Regions from separate parts of the Homo sapiens genome. Here region 1 is linked to region 2. A link is an interaction called in ENCODE POLR2A ChIA-PET data of the cell type or tissue named here. Cell type or tissue: GM12878. All regions are shown on one strand. Each heading gives the region's core, and the rest is flanking DNA. Links, peaks and the distances in the headings are about the cores only.

The links. Peaks named below come from ENCODE experiments on the same cell type or tissue, not always from the same donor. Only the 100,000 strongest peaks of a DNase experiment are listed, where the experiment ranks them.
Region 1: POLR2A ChIA-PET joins it to region 2 with 10 read pairs; 2 of 35 experiments call an interaction of 5 or more read pairs at or near these places.

The regions. Positions count from the first base shown.
Region 1 is chr19:10,604,939-10,615,935 of GRCh38, forward strand. It overlaps a transcript of SLC44A2 not described here. Among named protein-coding and RNA genes, the nearest start is that of SLC44A2, 15 kb to the right of the region's middle. In GM12878, for the core only: no CTCF peak of the experiment used is centred there; no DNase peak of the experiment used is centred there.
Region 2 is chr19:10,457,626-10,465,625 of GRCh38, forward strand. PDE4A (phosphodiesterase 4A) reads left to right here. Exons shown (of 15, transcript NM_001111307.2): 8 at 254-477; 9 at 1,775-1,873; 10 at 1,970-2,134; 11 at 3,379-3,478; 12 at 3,901-4,055; 13 at 4,252-4,374; 14 at 6,168-6,350. Among named protein-coding and RNA genes, the nearest start is that of PDE4A, 41 kb to the left of the region's middle. RefSeq lists a silencer at 3,566-3,745 and enhancers at 3,707-4,431, 3,936-4,075. In GM12878, for the core only: no CTCF peak of the experiment used is centred there; a DNase peak (open chromatin) is centred at 3,806; H3K4me3 peaks cover 358 bases.

The DNA of each region.
Region 1 (10,997 bases), core at 1,748-9,747, 150 kb after region 2:
CGGATGTCAGCAATGGGCATTGCCATCCTTCCCAGCCAGCCCACCCTTGGCAAGAGCAGTGCAGAAAAAGATTCTGCAATCCAAAACAATAAACTCTGACCATGGAGAAATAAAACTGGGGTCGGGGGGACAGTAGTGATGCTTATTTAAAAAACGGACTCTTGCCAGGTATTGTGGCTGACACCTGTAATCCCAGCACTTTAGGAGGCCAAGGCTGGGGGATCACGAGGTCAGGAGATCGAGACAATCCTGGCTACCACAGTGAAACCCCATCTCTACAAAAAATAACAAAAAATGCCAGCCACAGTGGTTCATGCCTGTAATCCCAGCACTTTGGGAGCCAAGGCAGGTGGATCACCTGAGGTCGGGAGTTCGAGACCAGCCTGACCAACATGGTGAATTCCCATCTCTATTAAAAATACAAAATTAGCCAGGCATGGTGGTGCATGCCTGTAATCCCAGCTACTCCAGAGGCTGAGGCAGGAGAATCGCTTGAACTTGGGAGGCAGAGGTTGCGGTGAGCCGAGTTTGTGCCACTGCACTCCAGCCTGGGCAAAAAGAGTGAAATTCAGTCTCGAAATAAATAAATAAATAAATAATAAAAATACAAAAAATTAGTGTACCTATAGTCCCAGCTACTCGGGAGGCTGAGGCCGGAGAATCGCTTCAACCTGGGAGGCAGAGGTTACAGTGAGCCAAGGTGGCGCCACTGCACTCCAGCTTAGGTGACAGAGTGAGACTCCGTCTCAAAAAAAAAAAAGGACTCTTGGCCAGGCAAGGATTACAGGTTCACACCTGTAATCCCAGCACTTTGAGAGGCTGAGGTGGGTGGGTCACTTGAGGTCAGGAGATCGAGGCCAGCCTGGCCAACATGGTGAAACCCCGTCTCTATTAAAAATATAAAAATTAGCCAAGCATGGTGGTGCACATCTGTAATCCCAGCTACTTGGGAGGCTGAGACAGGAGAACTGATTGAACCTGGGAGGCAGAGGTTGCAGTGAGCTGAGATGGTGCCACTGCACTCCAACCTGGGCTATGGAGCGAGACTCCATCTCAAAAAACAACAAAAACCAGACTCTGGCTGGGCAGTCGCTGATGCCTATAATTCCAGCACTTTGGGAGTCCCAGGTGGGAGGATCGCTTGAGCCCATGAGTTTGAGACCAGCCTGGGCAATATAGTGAGACCCTGTCTCTACAAAAAAATTTAAAAATTAACTGAGCATGGTGGTGCTCAACTGTATTCCAGCTACTTGGGAGGCTGAGGTGGGAGGATTGCTTGAGCCCAGGAGGCAGAGGTTGCAGTGAGCAAAGATAGCGCCACTGCACTCCAGCCTGGATGACAGAGGAAGACCCTGTCTCAAAATAAAAAGCAGATTCCCTGGTCCCATTTGCTAGAATACAATTCAGCCTGCAGTGAGGCCCTGGCACCTGATTTAAATATATATATATACATGTGGCCGGGTGTGGTGGCTCACGCCTGTAATCCCAGCACTTTGGGAGGCCGAGGCAGGTGGATCACCTGAAGTCAGGAGTTCGAGACCAGCCTGACCAACATGGCGAAACCCTGTCTCTACTAAAAATACAAAAATTGGCTGGGCACAGTGGCTCACGCCTCTAATATCAGCACTTTGGGAGGCCGAGGCAAGTGGATCACCTGGGGTCTGGAGTTTGAGACCAACCTTACCAATATCGTGAAACCCTGTCTCTACTAAAAATACAAAAATGTTCTTGGAATAGTGACGTGCACCTGTAGTCCCAGCTATGTGGGAGGCTGAGACAGGAGAATTGCTTGAACCCAGGAGGCAGAGGTTGCAGTGAGCTGAGATCGTGCCATTTCTCTCCAGCCTGGGTAACAAGGGCAAAACTCCATCTCAAAAAATAATTATATACATATATATTAAAATATATATATACACATACACATATATATGTATGTATGTATGTATGTATGAAAAGGTAGTTACTTACGGCTATTTTTTTTTTTTTTTTTTGAGACGGAGTCTCGCTCTGTCGCCCAGGCTGGAGTGCAGTGACACGGTCTCGGCTCACTGCAAGCTCCGCCTCCCGGGTTCACGCCATTCTCCTGCCTCAGCCTCCCGAGTAGCTGGGACTACAGGCGCCCGCCACCACGCCTGGCTAATTTTTTTGTATTTTTTAGTAGAGACCGGGTTTCGCCATGTTAGCCAGGATGGTCTCGATCTCCTGACCTTGTGATCAGCCTGCCTTGGCCTCCCAAAGTGCTGAGATTACAGGCGTGAGCCACCTCGCCCGGCCTCTTGGGGCTATTTTCTTTGAAAGGGATAATACATTCACATGCTTTAAATACAAAAGATACAAAAGATGTTACGGCTTTGAGATGAAAGTTTCCCTCTTGCTCTCCCACCCCGGACCATACTTTATTCTTTGTTGTTGTTGTTGTTGTTTATACACAGGGTCTCACTCTGTCACCCAGGCTGGGCTAGAGTGCAGTGGTGCGATCATAGCTCACCGCAGCCTCAAATTCCTGGGCTCAAGTGATCCTCCTGCTTCTGCCTCCTGTGTAGTTGAGACTACGGGTGTGTGCCGTGATACTCAACTAATTTTTTTTTTTTTTTTTTTTTAGAGGCAGGGTCTCACCATGTTGCCCAGGCTGGTCATGAAGTCCTGGGCTAAAGCAATCCTCCTGTACTGGCCTCCCAAAGTGCTAGGATTATAGGCGTGGGCCACCACACCCAGCTTTTTTTTGTTTATTTGTTTTGCCTAATATACATTGGAGAGGATCTCTTGTCAACACCTCCAAAGCTTCCTCAATCATTTATTATTATTATTATTATTTTTTTTTTTTTGAGACGGAGTCTCACTCTGTCGCTCAGGCTGGAGTGCAGTGGCGTGATCTCGGCTCACTGCAAGCACCGCCTCCCGGGTTCATGCCATTCTCCTGCCTCAGCCTCCCGAGTAGCTGGGACTACAGGCGCCCGCCACTGTGCCTGCCACTGCCCCCGGCTAATTTTTTGTATTTTTAGTAGAGACGGGATTTCACCGTGGTCTCGATCTCCTGACCTCGTGATCCGCCCCCGCCTCGGCCTCCCAAAGTGCTGGGATTACAGGTGTGAGCCACTGCGCCCAGCCACCCCGTTTCTACTAAAAATAAAAAAATTAGCTGGGCATGGTGGCATGCACCTGTAGTCTCAGATACTTGGGAGGCTGAGGCAGGAGAATCGCTTGAACCCAGGAGGTGGAGGTTGTAGTGAGCCGAGATCGCGCCACTGCACTCCAGCCTGGGCAACAGAGCGAGACTCCGTCTCAAAGAAAAAAAAAAAAAAAGGAGAGACAGGGTCTTGCTATGTTGCCTTGGCTAGCCTAGAACTCCTGAGTTGAAGGGATCCTCCCGCCTCAGCCTCCCGAGTAGCTGGGACTGATCACAGGTGTGTGCCATGGCGCCCAGCACAATCTTTTTTCACGGTAGCATAGAATAGTACATTTGTGGATGGGCTGTCTTTTATTTAGCCAATCAAAGGGAATATTTATTTTAAACTTTTTTTCGAAGTTGGAAATACATACATAAAAGGGCATAGATCCTAAATATATGAGGCTGAAGGAGCTTTCACAAGGTGAACACCTTATCTGGCCAGCAACCAGATGAGGAAAAAAGAACATTTCCAGGGCCCTGTCATGTGCAAGGAGGGCCTATTTGTATTATTATTTTATTAGTATATATATATTTTATTTATTTATTTATTTTTTTAATTTGAGACAGGGTCTCACTCTGTCACCCAGGGTTAAGTGCAGTGGTACAATCTCGGCTCACTGCAACCTCTGCCTCCTGGGTTTAAGCAATTCTCCTGCCTCAGCCTCCCAAGGACCTGGGACTACAAGATTCGAGTTACCGTGCCCGATTAATTTTTGTATTTTTTGTAGAGATTGGGTTTTGTCATGTTGCCCAGGCTGGTCTGGAACTCCTGGGCTCAAGCTATCCACGTGCTTCAGCCTGCCAGAGTGCTGGGGCTAGAGTCGTGAGCCACTGCACCCAGCCTACCTTTTTTTTTTTTTTTTTTTTTGAGATGGAGTCTTGCTCTGTTGCCCAGGCTGGAGAGCAGTGGCGCCATCTCAGCTCACTGCAAACTCCACCTCCTGGGTTCAAGCGATTCTTCTGCCTCAGCCTCCCCAGTAGCTGGGATTACAGGCATGTGCCACCACGCCCAGCTAATTTTTGTATTTTTGGTAGAGACGGGGTTTCACCATATTGGCCAGGCTGGTCTTGAACTCCTGACCTTGTGATCTGCCCACCTTGGCCTCCCAAAGTGCTGAGATTACAAGCGTGAGCAACCATGCCCGGCCCAGCCTACATTTTAAATTGAAGTATAATTTGGTTTGTTTTTGTTGCTTTTTTCTTTTTTTTCAAGACAGAATCTTGCTCTGTCGCCCAGGCTGGAGTGTAGTGGCATGATCTCAGCTCACTGCAACCTCCGCCTCCTGGGTTCAAGTGATTCTCCTGCCTCAGGCTCCTGAGTAGCTGGGATTACAGGTGCACCTCACCACGTCCAGCTACTTTTTGTATTTTTAGTAGAGACTGGGTTTTGCCATGTTTGTCAGGCTGGTCTCAAACTCCTGACCTCAAGTGATCCACCCGCCTCAGTCTCCCAAAATACTGGGATTAAAGGCAAGAGCCACTGTGCCTGGCGAAGTATAATTTACATACTAAAAAAACCACACATTATTAGTTTTTTTGTAGAGATAGAGTCTTGCTATGTTGTCCAGGCTGGTCTTGAACTCCTGGGCTCAAGTGATCCTCCCACCTCAGCCTCTCAAGGTACTGAGATTACAGGTGTAAGCCACCATGCCCAGCCCATAACTCTTTTTAAATGTACAGATCTATGATGTTACTCTTATTTATTTATTTATTTTTTGAGACAGAATCTGTCTCTGTTGCCCAGGCTGAAGGGCAGGGCACAATCTCGGCTGACTGCAGCCTCTGCCTCCTGGGTTCAAGTTATTCTCCTGCCTCAGCCTCCCGAATAGCTGGGATTATAGGCATGCACAACCATGCCCGGCTAATTTTTGTATTTTTAGTAGAGACAGGGTTTCACTATGTTGACCAGGCTGGTCTCAAACTCGTGACCTCAAATGATTCTCCCACTTTGGCCTCCCAAAGTGCTGGGATTACAGGCGTGAGCCACCGAGCCTGGCTAATGTTACTTATATTTAGATTGTTGGGTGGTGGCCTGTTTTTGTAAGGCTAGTGGGCTAAGAATGGCTCTTATATTTTTAAATGGTTGTGAAAAAAGAAAAAAAAATATATATATATGACAGATGATATGTGAACCACAAAGCTTAAAATCTTTAATATCTTGTCCTTAACAGAAAACATTTGCAGAGCCCTGGTAGAGAATTCTCCCTAGAGACTTTTCTTTTCCTTTTTTTTTTTTTTTTTTGAGACTGAGTCTCACTCAGTCACCCAGGCTGGAGTGCAGTGACGTGATCTCGGCTCACTGCAAGCTCCGCCTCCCGGGTTCACGCCATTCTCCTGCCTCAGCCTCCCGAGTAGCTGGGATTACAGGCGCCCGCCACCATGCCCGGCTGATTTTTTTGTATTTTTTTAGTAGAAACGGGGTTTCACTGTGTTAGCCAGATGGTCTTGATCTCCTGACCTCGTGATCTGCCCGCCTCGGCCTCCCAAAGTGCTGGGATTACAGTCGTGAGCCACCGCGCCTGGCTTTTTTTTTTTTTTTTTTTTTTTTTGAGATGGAGTTTCACTCTTGTTGCCCAGGCTGGAGTGCAATGGCGTGATCTTGGCTCACTGCAACCTTTGCCTCCCGGGTTCAAGTGATTCTCTGGCCTCAGCCTCCCGAGTAGCTGGGATTACAGGCATGTGCCACCATGCCTGGCTCATTTTTGTATTTTTAGTAGAGACGGGGTTTCACCATGTTGGCCAGGCTGGTCTGGAACTCCTGACCTCAAGTGATCCGCTCGCCTCGGCCTCCCAAAGTGCTGGGATTACAGTTGTGAGCCACCGCGCCCCGCCAAGACTTTTCTTTTGCCATTTCCCAATCGATCCCCAAGGTGAACATGATATTTATTTATTTATTTTTAATTTAAAAAAAAATTTTTTTTGAGAGGGAGTCTTATGATGTTCCCCAGGCTGGTTGAATTCCCCGGCTGAAGCGATCCTTCCCCTTCAACCTCCTAAGTAGGGGACTATAGGCATGTGCCTCTGTGCCGGGCTAGAGAGCATTATTTTAAAATATTATTTTAGGCTGCGTGCAGTGCCTCACGCCTGTAATCCCAGCACTTTGTGAGGCCCAGGCGGGTAGGTCACTTGAGGTCAGGAGTTCGAGACCAGCCTGACCAAGATGGTGAAACCCCATCTCTGCTAACACTACAAAATTTAGCCAGGCGTGGTGGCAGGTACCTGTAATCTCAGCTACTCAGGGGGCTGAGGCAGGAGAATTGCTTGAACCTGGGCAGCAGAGGTTGCAGTTAGCCAAGATTGCGCCACTGCACTCCAGCCTGGGCAAGAGAGTGAGACACTATTTCAAAAAATAATAAATAAATAAATAAACAAACAAGAGACCCGGTGCAGTGGTTCACTCCTGTAATCCCAGCTGTTTGTGAGGCCAAGGTGGGTGGATCGTGGTTCACTCCTATAATCCCAGCTGTTTGTGAGGCCAAGGTGGGTGGATCGCTTGAGTCCAGGAGTTTGAGACTAGCCTGGGCAACATTGCAAAACCCCTTCTTCCCAAAAATATGCAAAAAAATTAGCTGGTCATGGTGGCTTATGCCTGTGGTCCGAGCCACTCTGGAGGGTGAGGTGGGAGGATTGCTTGAGCCTAGGAGGCAGAGGTTGCAGTGAGCCGACATTGTGCCACTGCACTCCAACCTAGGTAACAGAATGAGACCCCATCTCAAATATACAAGTAAACAAATAAACTCTTACATAATAAAATTAATAAATTCCCTCTGTTCTGGCAGGGGGACTAAAAGCTAATTATAAGTAAGTCCTCAAGTCCATGGAAGATTTTAGCTTTCCATGTGAAAGAATCTTCTACAAATCTTTGGCTAGCTGTTTTCACCTCAGAGGTAGCTCAGCCAAGAAGTCTCCTTCCAGATTGTGACCTATTAATTTCTGTGTGTGTGTGGCATCTGGATCTTTTTAAAGCTTCTTAGGCTGAGCCGGGTGTGGTGGCTCACTCCTATAATCCCAGCACTTTGGGATGCCAGGGCGGAAGGATCACTTGAGCCCAGGAATTTTATACCAGCCTGGGCAACATAGTGAGACCCTGTTTCTGCAAAACAAAAAATTAAAAATTAGCGGGGCGTGGTGGTGCATGCCTGTGGTCCCATCCACTAGGGAGTCTGAGGCGGGAGGATCACTTGAGCCCAGGAGGTCAAGGCTGCAGTGAGCTATGATTGCGCCCCTGCACTTCATCCTGGGCAAAAAAGGAGACCCTGTCTCAAAAAATAAAAAATAAAAAAAGGTTAAATGTTTCTAGAAGCAAATCTCTGGTTTGGTGCCTAACATAGTCCAGCATACAGTAGGCGCTCTATCTTTTGCCCTTAACCCTTCTGAGCCTCCCCACCCAGATGCTGTCCTCAAACCCTTTGTCAAAAGAGGTGTCTGGGCAGCTGGCGATGCTCATTCCCCAGGCACAGACTTCTGGGAAGGCAGAGGCCAGTGGCTGGCTGTACGGGTGAGGCCTTGGGCCGCTGCAGCCCTTGGGGACTTGGCCAGTGTCCGGAAGCTGTGGGGGCTGGGTGGCATTTGATGTCCTGGCACCAGCACTGTGACTGGGCAGGCTGTGGCAGTTCTCTTATCGCCCACGCCCACTGCACTTGGGTGGGTCAGCCGTCACAGCCAGCAAGGCTGGCACCCGAAGGCTGCCTCTCCCAATCCTGGCCTTGTCCAACAGCTCAATTTTCCCAATTTTTCTTCCACACCATTGCCGCAACGTTATCTCTGCTTCTCCCAGTACCTGCCAAGGAAAAGGCCTGGGTTGGCTCCAGCAGGGCGTTGGTTTGACTCCTGGCTGTGCTCCTCACCAGCTGTGTGGCCCGAGCAAGCAACCTCAGTGTGCCCGTCGTGAAATGGGATCACACTAATGGTTAGTGGGGATTGGAGAAGTTTTTGTTTTGTTATTTTTATTTGTTTGGTTTTGGTTTTTTAGAGACAGTGTTTTCTGTCATCCAGGCTGGAGTGCAGTGGCGTGATCACAGCTCACTGCAGCCTCTGCCTCCCGGGCTCAAGCGATTCTCCCACCTCAGCCTCCTGAGTAGCTGGGACCACAGGCATGCACCACCACACCCAGATAATATAGTTATTTTTTACTTTTTATTTTCTTTCTTTTTTTTTTTTGAGATGGAGTCTTGCTCTGTCACCCAGGCTAGAGTGCAGTGGCGCAATCTTGGCTTGCCACAACCTCTGCCTCCTGGGTTCAAGTGATTCTCCTGCCTCAGCCTCCCGAGTAGCTGGGACTACAGGCGCCCACCACTATGCCCGGCTAATTTTTTGTATTTTTAGTAGACATGGGGTTTCACCACGTTGGACAGGCTGGTCTCAAACTCCTGACCTCAAGTAATCTGCCTGCCTTGACTTCCCAAAGTGCTGGGATTACAGGTGTAAGCCACTGCGCCTGGCCAAGTTGAAGACTTTGGCTGGGTGTAGTGGCTCATGCCTGTAGTTCAAGCACTTTGGGAGGCTAAGGCAGGAGGACTGCTTGAACCCAGGACTTTGAGACCAGCCTGGGCAACATAGTGAGACCCCGTCTCTTTAAGAAAAATGGAAGAGGGTGGTAGCAGAGTCAGAGGAGGACATGGAACGACGGAAGCGAGGTGGGTTTGATGTGATTGCTGTCTTTAAAAATGGAAGAAGTGGCCAGGAGCCAAGGAATGTGGGCGGCCTCTAGAAGGTGAAACAGACAAGGAAACAGATTTTCCCCTAAAATCTCCGAAAGAAACAGCCCTGCCTACACATCGATTGTAGCCCAGTGAGATGCATTTTGTGCTTCTGTCCTCCTGAGCTGTGAGATAATAAATTTGTGGTTTTTATTTATTATTATTATTATTATTTTTGAGACGAGTTTTGCTCTTGTTGCCCAGGCTGGAGTGCAGTGATGCGATCTTGGCTCACTGCAACCTCTGCTTCCTGGTTTCAAGCAATTCTACTGCCTCAGCCTCCTGAGTAGCTGGAATTACAGGTGCACACCACCACGCCCAGCTAATTTTTTGTATTTTTAGTAGAGATGGGGTTTCACCACGTTGGCCACGCTGGTCTGAAGCTCCTGACCTCAGGTGATCCACCTGCCTCGGCCTCCCAAAGTGCAGGGATTACAGGCATGAGCCACCGCACCCGTCCATAAATTTGTGTTTTTTTAAGCCACCAAGGCATTGGTGTCTTGTTACAGCAACGAAAGGAAATAATGCATTTGACCCTCAAACCACATGGGTGTGAGGGGCACCAACCCCCTGTGAAATTAGAAATCTGTGTATGCCTTAAGTTTTTGTAGAGACAGGGTTGTGATCTGTTGATCAGGCTGGTCTCCAACTCCTGGCCTCAAGAGATCCTCCCACCTCAGCCTCCCAAAATGCTGGGATTGCAGGCATGAGTCACCATGCCCGGCCTGCATATAACTGCATATAAGTCCCCCAAAACTTAATTAGTGATAGCCTACTGTTGACTCTTAGCCTTACGGACAACATATCAACATACACATATTGTGTCTCTGTATTATATATATCGTATTCTTACAATAAAGTAAGCTGAAGAAAAGAAAATGTGGCTGGGCGCGGTGGCTCACGCCGATAATCCCAGCACTTTGGGAGGCTGAGGCGGGCGGATCACCCGAGGTCAGGAGTTTGAGACCAACCTGGCCAACATGGTGAAACCACGTCTCTATTAAAAATACAAAAATTAGCCGGACATGGTGGTGCGTGCCTGTAATCCCAGGTACTTGGGAGGCTGAGGCAGGAGAATCTCTTGAACCCGGGAGGTAGAGGTCACAGTGAGCCAAGATTGCGCCACTGCACTCCAGCCTGGGTGACAGAATGAGACTCCGTCTCAAAAAAAAAAAAAAAAAAGAAGAAGAAAAGAAAAGAAAATGTTATTAAGTTGGTGCAAAAGTAATTGCGTTTTTTTTTTTTGCCATTCCTTTTAAGGGAAAAAATATTAAAATGTAAGGAAAAGAAAATACATTTATTATTTATTAAGTGGAAGTGGATCATCAAAAAGGTTTTCAGAGGCTGGGCGTGGTGGCTCACACCTGTAATCATAGCACTTTGGGAGGCCAAGGCAGGTGGATCATTTGAGGTCAGGACTTCAAGACAAGCCTGGCCAACATGGTGAAAATCCTGTCTCTACCAAAAATAAAAAAAAAAATTAGGGGCCAGGTGCAGTGGCTCATGCCTGTAATCCCAGCACTTTGGGAGGCCAAGGTGGGAGGATCACTTGAGGTCAGGAGTTTGAGACCAGCCTGGCCAACATGGTGAAACCCCATTTCTACTAAAAATACAAAAATTAGCCAGGCATGGTGGCTCACACCTGAAGTCCCCGCTACTCGGGAGGCTGAGGCACAAGAGTCGCTTAAACCCGGGAGGCGGAAGTTGCCGTGAGCCGAGATCACACCAGTGCGCTCCAGCCTGGGCAACAGAGGGAGACTCCGTCTCAAAAAAAAAAAAAATGGTCTTCACATTGAGTGAGCTGAGGAGGAAGAGGAAGAGGAAGGGGAGGGGTTGGTCTTGCTGTCTCAGGGGTAACAGAGGCAGAAGAAAAATTGTGTTTAAGGGGAACCATGAAGCTCAAACCTGTGTTGTTGGAAGGTTAACTGTCCAAACATTGACTTGGGAGCTGGACAGCTTGGGTCTGCTGATTGAAATCTTTCACACCATGGGCACCTTCTTTCTCTCTAGGCCTCAGTTGATCTGTCTGTCAAATGGGGATAATGATAGGAGGTGCTGTAAAGATGAAATGAGGCGGGCTGGACATGGTGGCTCACACCTGTGATCCCAGCACTTTGGGCGGCCAAAGC
Region 2 (8,000 bases), core at 1-8,000:
TCTCCATCCATATCTGATGATCAGACCGGGGCCATCCCAGAGCCCTGGGCCCCCACTCCAGCCCACCACCTCCTGGAAGATTTCCCACATCCCCTCTGGTTTCCTGACTCTGAGTAGCCAGCGGCATCACAGCTGAAAGGGTTCTGCCGTTTCGGGTGAGCCTTCCCCGTACGTGGTAGTGGGCTGAAGAATAAGGGAGCCTCCAGGGGTGGAAGGGTTGTTCACACTTGTTCCTGCTCCCCATCTTCTGCAGACAAACAGAATGAAGTGGAGATCCCATCACCCACGATGAAGGAACGAGAAAAACAGCAAGCGCCGCGACCAAGACCCTCCCAGCCGCCCCCGCCCCCTGTACCACACTTACAGCCCATGTCCCAAATCACAGGGTTGAAAAAGTTGATGCATAGTAACAGCCTGAACAACTCTAACATTCCCCGATTTGGGGTGAAGACCGATCAAGAAGAGCTCCTGGCCCAAGTGGGTGGGGGCTCAGTAGGGGCAGGGCTGGAGGGGGTGGTCTCCTGGGACCCTGAGAAGGACTGGGCATTGGGTTATGTCTTAGGCCAGGTTTCCCAGAAGCAGAGCTTGAGATGAGGGTTTGAGCCCATCTTGAGGCAAGCATGCTGGCTCTTTGTACCTCTGTATCATTCATTGCTTGGGGGCCGTCCCCAGGGCTGGACGTATCACCTCTTGCATGTAGCTCCTGTTGGGACTAGTCTTCTGGAAATGCAGGCAGCTGTGAGCCTTAGCAGGCAACACTCCCAGCTGCAGAGGGATTGGTGTACACAGCAGTGACGCTAATCCAGACTGTGCCCCCATAGTGTCCCCAACAGTCCAGACCGGTGTTTCACTCCTAGCTCTTCCAGGGGACAGCGGCAGTGGAAGTGATCCATCTTTGGTGGCTCACTCAGCTGAGGCTTATTGTAACCCTCTTTGAGCCACCTCCTCCAGTGAATCTTCCATTCAGTCACCTGGCCTTTAGTTATTTATTTTTATTTATTTATTTATTTTGAGATGGAGACTCGCTCTGTTGCCCAGGTTGGAGTGCAGTAGTGTGATCTCGGCTCAAGGCAACCTCCACCTCCTGGGTTCAAGCAATACTCCTGCCTCACCCTCCTGACTAGCCGGGACTAAAGGCCTGTGCCAGCACACCTGGCTAATTTTTGTATTTTTAGTAGAAATGGGGTTTCACCATGTTGACCAGGCTGGTCTCGAACTCCTGGCCTCAAGTGATCCACCCGCCTTAGCCTCACAAAGTGCTGGGATTGCAGGCGTGAGCCACTGCACCTGGCCAACTGGTGTTTATTAAGCAGCTACTATGTGCTGGCCCTTTTCTGAATTTTGGAGAGACATGGAAAATAAGCCCTTCTTCCTTTCTCCCCTGGGGCTCGTGAACAGCTTAGCTAAGAGGCTGAGCTGTGCTGGGGCCAGTCGTGCTGGGTTCCTATCCTAGCTTTGCCACTTATGAGCTGCATGATCTTGGAGAAGTCACATCGCCTCTCTGAGCCTTGGTGCCTTCACCTGCCAAACGAGATCAAGTGCTTAGAGCAATACTTGGCAGATCATAAGTACTCAAAAGACAGTGGCTGTGATTGCTTTCGCTATTTTGCAGCCCAGTAGGACGAGGGCAGTACATTCTGTGCTGTTGAACCTGTCACCCACTGGGTGAGCAATAATGGTGCTTCCTTCAGACCAAGGCTTCAAACTCCTAGGAAATGTTCTCCAGGGCCCTGAGCCTTACAGGCTTCTGACCTCTGGCCTCCGTCTCCACCAGGAACTGGAGAACCTGAACAAGTGGGGCCTGAACATCTTTTGCGTGTCGGATTACGCTGGAGGCCGCTCACTCACCTGCATCATGTACATGATATTCCAGGTGATGGGGACAGCTGGGAGTGGGCCCGGGTGAGGGGCTCATAGCGGGGCGCTGGAGGCCGGTGGAGGTCACCACCCTGCCCCTGCCTGCTCTCAGGAGCGGGACCTGCTGAAGAAATTCCGCATCCCTGTGGACACGATGGTGACATACATGCTGACGCTGGAGGATCACTACCACGCTGACGTGGCCTACCATAACAGCCTGCACGCAGCTGACGTGCTGCAGTCCACCCACGTACTGCTGGCCACGCCTGCACTAGATGTGAGTGACTGCCCTGTGAGTGACCGTCCCCATCTCTCTTTGTGACTGCCTCTTCAGCCTCCTGTGTGTCTCTCTGACCCTGTGTCTCTGACCTCCATCTCTCTTTGACGCCATTTCTCTCTCTTTTTTTTTTCTTTTTGAGACGGAGTCTTGCTCTGCCACCCAGGCTAGAGTGCAGTGGCACGATCTCAGCTCACTGCAACCTCTGCCTCCCGGGTTCAAGTGATTCTCCTGCCTCAGCCTCCTGAGTAGCTGGGACTACAGGTGCCCACCACCACGCCTGGCTAAGTTTTTATAATATTTTTAGTAGAGATGGCGTTTCGCCAAGTTGGACAGGCTGGTCTCAAACTCCCAACCTCGTGATCAGCCCGCCTTGGCCTCCCAAAGTGCTGGGAGTAGAGGCGTGAGCCACTGTGCCCGGTCAAAAATCTTATTTCTTAAAAAAAAAAAAGTTTTAGTCCAGGTGCGGTGGCTCACACCTGTAATCCCAGCACTTTGGAAGGCCAAGATGGGTGGATCACCTGAGGTCGGGAGTTTGAGACCAGCCTGACCAACGTGGTGAAACACTGTCTTTACTAAAAATACAAAAATTAGCCGGGCGTGGTGGGGCACGCCTGTAATCCCAGCTACTCCAGAGGCTGAGGCAGGAGAATCGCTGGAACCCAGTAGGTGGAGGTTGCAGTGAGCCAGGATTGCGCCACTGCACTCCAGCCTGGGCAACAAAGTGAGACTTCATCTCAAAAAAAATAAAATAAAAATTGCGGGGGGCTAGGCACGGTGGCTCACACTTGTAATCCCAGTACTTTGGGAGGCTGAGGCAGGTGAATCACCTGAGGTCAGAAATGGCCAACATGGCGAAACCCTGTCTCTACCAAAAATATTTTAAAAATTAGCCGGGCGTGGTGGTGGGAGCCTGTAATCCCAGCTACTAGAGAGGCTGAACCAGGAGAGTTGCTTGAACCCAGGATGGGGAAGTTGCAGTGAGCCAAGATCGTGCCACTGCATTCCAACCTGGGCAACAAGAGCAGAACTCTGTCTCAAAAAAAAAAAAAAAAAAGAAAGAAAATTAAATTTGAGACAGGGCCTTGCTATGTTGCCCAGGATGGCCTCGAACTTCTGGCCTTGAAGTCCTAGGCTCAAGTGATCCTCCCATCTCAGCCTCCTAAGTAGGTGAGACAAACAGGTGCTCACCACCATGCATGGCTTCAACTCTGTTATTCTAACATCCGTGTCTCTGCTCCCAGGCAGTGTTCACGGACCTGGAGATTCTCGCCGCCCTCTTCGCGGCTGCCATCCACGATGTGGATCACCCTGGGGTCTCCAACCAGTTCCTCATCAACACCAGTGAGTGGCCCTCGCCAGGGGCGGGGTTTGCTGAGTTGGAGGCGGTGTTGGCCAGGCTGGGGGCGGAACTAACTAGGCTGGAGGAGGGGCTGGCTGGCCTGGGGGCGGGGCTGGCTGGCCTGGAAAGGGGATGGCCGGGCAGGAGGCGGGGCTGGGGGCGGGGCTGGCTGGGCTGGAAAGGGGATGGCCGGGCAGGAGGCGGGGCTGGCTGGGCTGGAAAGGGGATGAACGGGCAGGAGGCGGGGCTGGGGGCGGGGCTGGCTGGGCTGGAAAGGGGATGGCCGGGCTGGGGTAGAGCTGACTGGGCTGGAGGCGAGGCTGGCCGGGCTGGGGAGGGGTTAGCTAGTTGGGGGCGGAGCTGGCCCTCCTGCGGTTGGAGCTGCACACGTGGGCCCTCCCCTGACCTCCGGGCTGGGCTGCAGATTCGGAGCTGGCGCTCATGTACAACGATGAGTCGGTGCTCGAGAATCACCACCTGGCCGTGGGCTTCAAGCTGCTGCAGGAGGACAACTGCGACATCTTCCAGAACCTCAGCAAGCGCCAGCGGCAGAGCCTACGCAAGATGGTCATCGACATGGTGGGCGGGGCTGGGGCGGGACGGAGCGGGAAAGGAAGCCTAGGAGTCGAGGGCTTTGGGGAGGAGTGGGTCTGAGTCCCAGAGGAACCCTCAACCTGGACAGAGCGGGCGGCTTCTACCTGGTGAAAACTTCAGAGGCCCGGGTCAGTCTGGGGGGCGGGTGTCAGCGGCCCCAGTGACGCCCCCTTGCCCGCAGGTGCTGGCCACGGACATGTCCAAGCACATGACCCTCCTGGCTGACCTGAAGACCATGGTGGAGACCAAGAAAGTGACCAGCTCAGGGGTCCTCCTGCTAGATAACTACTCCGACCGCATCCAGGTGCCCCCACGCCCCATCATCTAAGGAGGGAGGACACTCCCCCAGCCACACCTTTAGGTCTGGGTAGCTAACTGCCCCTTCCTCAGCCTCTTTCTCCCAAGTGGCCCATCTTCCTGTGTCCTTCTTTCTTTTTTTTTGTTTGTTTGTTTTTGAGACGGAGTCTTGCTCTTGTTGCCCAGGCTGGAATGCAATGGCGCCATCTTGGCTCACCACAACCTCCGCCTCCCGCCTCCCGCCTCCCGCCTCCCGGGTTCAAGCGATTCTCCTGTCTCAGCCTGCCGAGTAGCTGGGATCACAGGCATGCGCCACCATGCCCAGCTAATTTTGTACTTTTAGTAGAGAGGGTTTCTCCATGTCTGTCAGGCTGGTCTCGAACTCCCGACCTCAGGTGATCCCCCCCCGCCCCCCGCCTTGGCCTCCCAAAGTGCTGGGATTACAGGCGTGAGCCACCGCGCTCAGCCCTCTTTTTTTAAATTTATTTTTATTTACTTTGTATGTTTAAAGGAGAGTTGGGGTCTCACTATGTCACCCAGTCTGGTCTCAAACTCCTGAGCTGAAGTTATCCTCCTGTCTTGGCCTGCCAAAGTGCTGGGATAGCTGGCGTGAGCCACCACACCTGACCTCTTTCTGTCTGTCCCCTTCTCCATCTTCACTTTCCAATCCCATCTCTCCTTCCCATCTCTCCCACCATTTCCTCCCATTTCCCCCAATTCCTCCTTTCTTCTCATCAACTCCTTCCAGGTCCCCTGTCCCTCTCCCTAACCATCTTCTCTTCCCTCACCCCCCTTCCGACTCCTCCCATATTTTCTCCATCTCCCACACACCTCTCCCCGTTACCTCCTCTGTTCTCTGTTCTCCCCACCTTCTCTCCCTACTCCCTCCCTCCCCAGGTGGGAGATAAGAAAGCCTGAAAGCTGGGTGTGGTGGCTCACGCCTATAATCTCAACTACTCCAGAGGCTGAGGCAGGAGGACTGTTTGAGGCCAGGAGTTTGAGACCAGCCAGAGCAACATTGCAAGATCCTCTTTTCCTTTCCTTTCCTGTCCTGTCCTGTCCTGTCCTTTCCTTTCCTTCTTCTTTCTCTTTCTTCTTTTCTGTTTTTGGTTTTTTTTTTTTGAGATCGGGTCTCTCTGTCACCCAGGCTAGAGGGCACGGATCTTGGTTCCCTGCAAACTCCGCCTCCTGGGCTGCAGCAATTCTCCTGCCTCAGCCTCTAGCGTAGCTGGGATTACAGGTGCCTACCACCAGACCTGGCTAATTTTTGTATTTTTAGTAGAGATGGGGTTTCGCCATCTTGGCCAGGCCGATCTCAAATTCATGACCTCAAGTGATCTGCCCACCTTGGCCTCCCAAAGTGCTGTGATTACAGATGTGAGCCACCGCGCCCAGCCCCATTCTTTTTTTTTTTTTTTTTTTTTTCTGAGATGGAGTCTCACTCTGTCGCCCAGGCTGGAGGGCAGTGGCTTGATCTCGGCTCACGGCAACCTCCGCCTCCTGGGTTCAAGCAATTCTCCTGCCTCAGCCCCACTATAGCTGGGATTACAGGCATGTGCCACCGTGCCTGGCTAATTTTTTTGTATTTTTAGTAGAGACAGGGTTTCACCATGTTGGCCAGGCTGGTCTTGAACTCCTGACCTCATGATCCACCCGCCTCAGCATCCCAAAGTACTGGAATTACAGGCGTGAGCCACAGTGCCTGGCCCCCATTTCTTAAAAAAGAAGGAATGCCTGAGGTCTCAGACTGGGACACAGGCATAGCCTCTGAAGTTTCCCCTGTGCCCCAACCCCATGCAGGTCCTCCGGAACATGGTGCACTGTGCCGACCTCAGCAACCCCACCAAGCCGCTGGAGCTGTACCGCCAGTGGACAGACCGCATCATGGCCGAGTTCTTCCAGCAGGGTGACCGAGAGCGCGAGCGTGGCATGGAAATCAGCCCCATGTGTGACAAGCACACTGCCTCCGTGGAGAAGTCTCAGGTACAGGCTCGGGGCATTGATGGACGGGCACAGGGTGAGTCTCCCCAGCCCATCTTGGCCTGAAGTTCTGAGGCCCAGGAGCTCCTCCCCTGCCTTTCCACAATGCCAAGTTGTCCTGTTTTTGGTTTTGTTTTGTTTTTGAGACGGAGTCTCATTCTATTGCCCAGGCTGGAGTACAATGGCACGATCTTGGCTCACTGCAACCTCCGCCTCCCAGGTTCAAGTGATTCTCCTGCCTCAGCCTCCCAAGTATCTGGGATTACAGGCGTGCACCACCATGCCTGGCTAATTTTTGTATTTTTAGTAGAGATGGGGTTTCACCGTGTTGGCCAGGCTGGTCTTGAACTCCTGACCTTGTGATCTACCCGCCTTGGCCTCCCAAAATGCCAGGATTACAAGTGTGAGCCACTGCGCCCAGCCTCCTGTTTTTCTTTTATTTAGGTTTTATTTATTTATTTTGAGACCGGGTCTTGCACTGTTGCCCAGGGTAGCATGCAGTGGTGTGATCATAGCTCACTGCAGCCTTGAATTCCTGGGCTCAAGCGATCTTCCTGCCTCAGCCTCCAGAGTAGCTGAGAATACAGGTGCACACCACCACACCTAGCTAATTTTTTAAAATTTTTTGTCGAGACAGGGATTTGCTATGTTGCCAGACTTGTCTTGAACTCCTGGGCTCAAACCTTGGCCTCCCAAAGTGCTGGGATATGGGGTGAGTCACCATACCCGGCCTTGTTTTCATTTTTCTTTTTCTTTTTTTTCTGAGACAGGGTCTCATTGTGCCACCCAGGCTGGAGTGCAGGGGCGTGATCTTGGCTCACTGCAACCTCCACCTCCTGGGCTAAAATGATCCTCCACCCCCGCCTCCAGAGTGGCTGGGACTATAGGCGTGCACCACCACACTCGGCTAATTTTTGTATTTTTCATGGAGATGGGGTTCTGTCATGTTGCCCAGGCTGGTCTCGAACTCCTGGGCTCACTCAGTCTGCCTCCCTCAGCCTCCCAAAGTGCTGGGATTACAGGGGTGAGCCACCCTGCCTGGCCCCTCCCCACTTTATATCCTCCCTGGTGAAACCCAACCATCTGAGTTTGATGTCTCTACCCGTCCAGACCTGAGTTTCTAGGCCTCAGCACTGTTGACATTTGGGTGATCATTTTTTGTGCTAGGAGCTGCCGTGGGTATTACAGGATTCTTAGCAGAATCCCTGGTCTCTCTCTACCCACTAGATGCCAGAAGTATCCCCCTCCTCATTTTTTTTTTTTTTGAGACAGAGTTTCCTTCTTGTCACCCAGGCTGGAGTACAGTGGTGCAGTCTCAGCTCACTGCAACCTCCGCCTCTCGGGTTCAAGCGATTCTCCTGCCTCAGCCTCCCGAGAAGCTGGAATTACAGGCATGCGCCACCACGCCCAGCTAATTTTGTATTTTTAGTAAAGATGGTGTTTCTCCATGTTGGTCAGGCTGGTCTCGAACTCCCGACCTCAGGTGATCCGCCCACCTCGGCCTCCCAAAGTGCTGGGATTACAGGCATAAGCCACCGCGCCCAGCCTCCCCCTGCTCATTTGTAAAGACCAAAAATGCCTCCAGACATTGCCAAATGTCCCCTAGGTGTGCAAAATCACTCACACACACCCCATGGAAAACTAATTTTATAC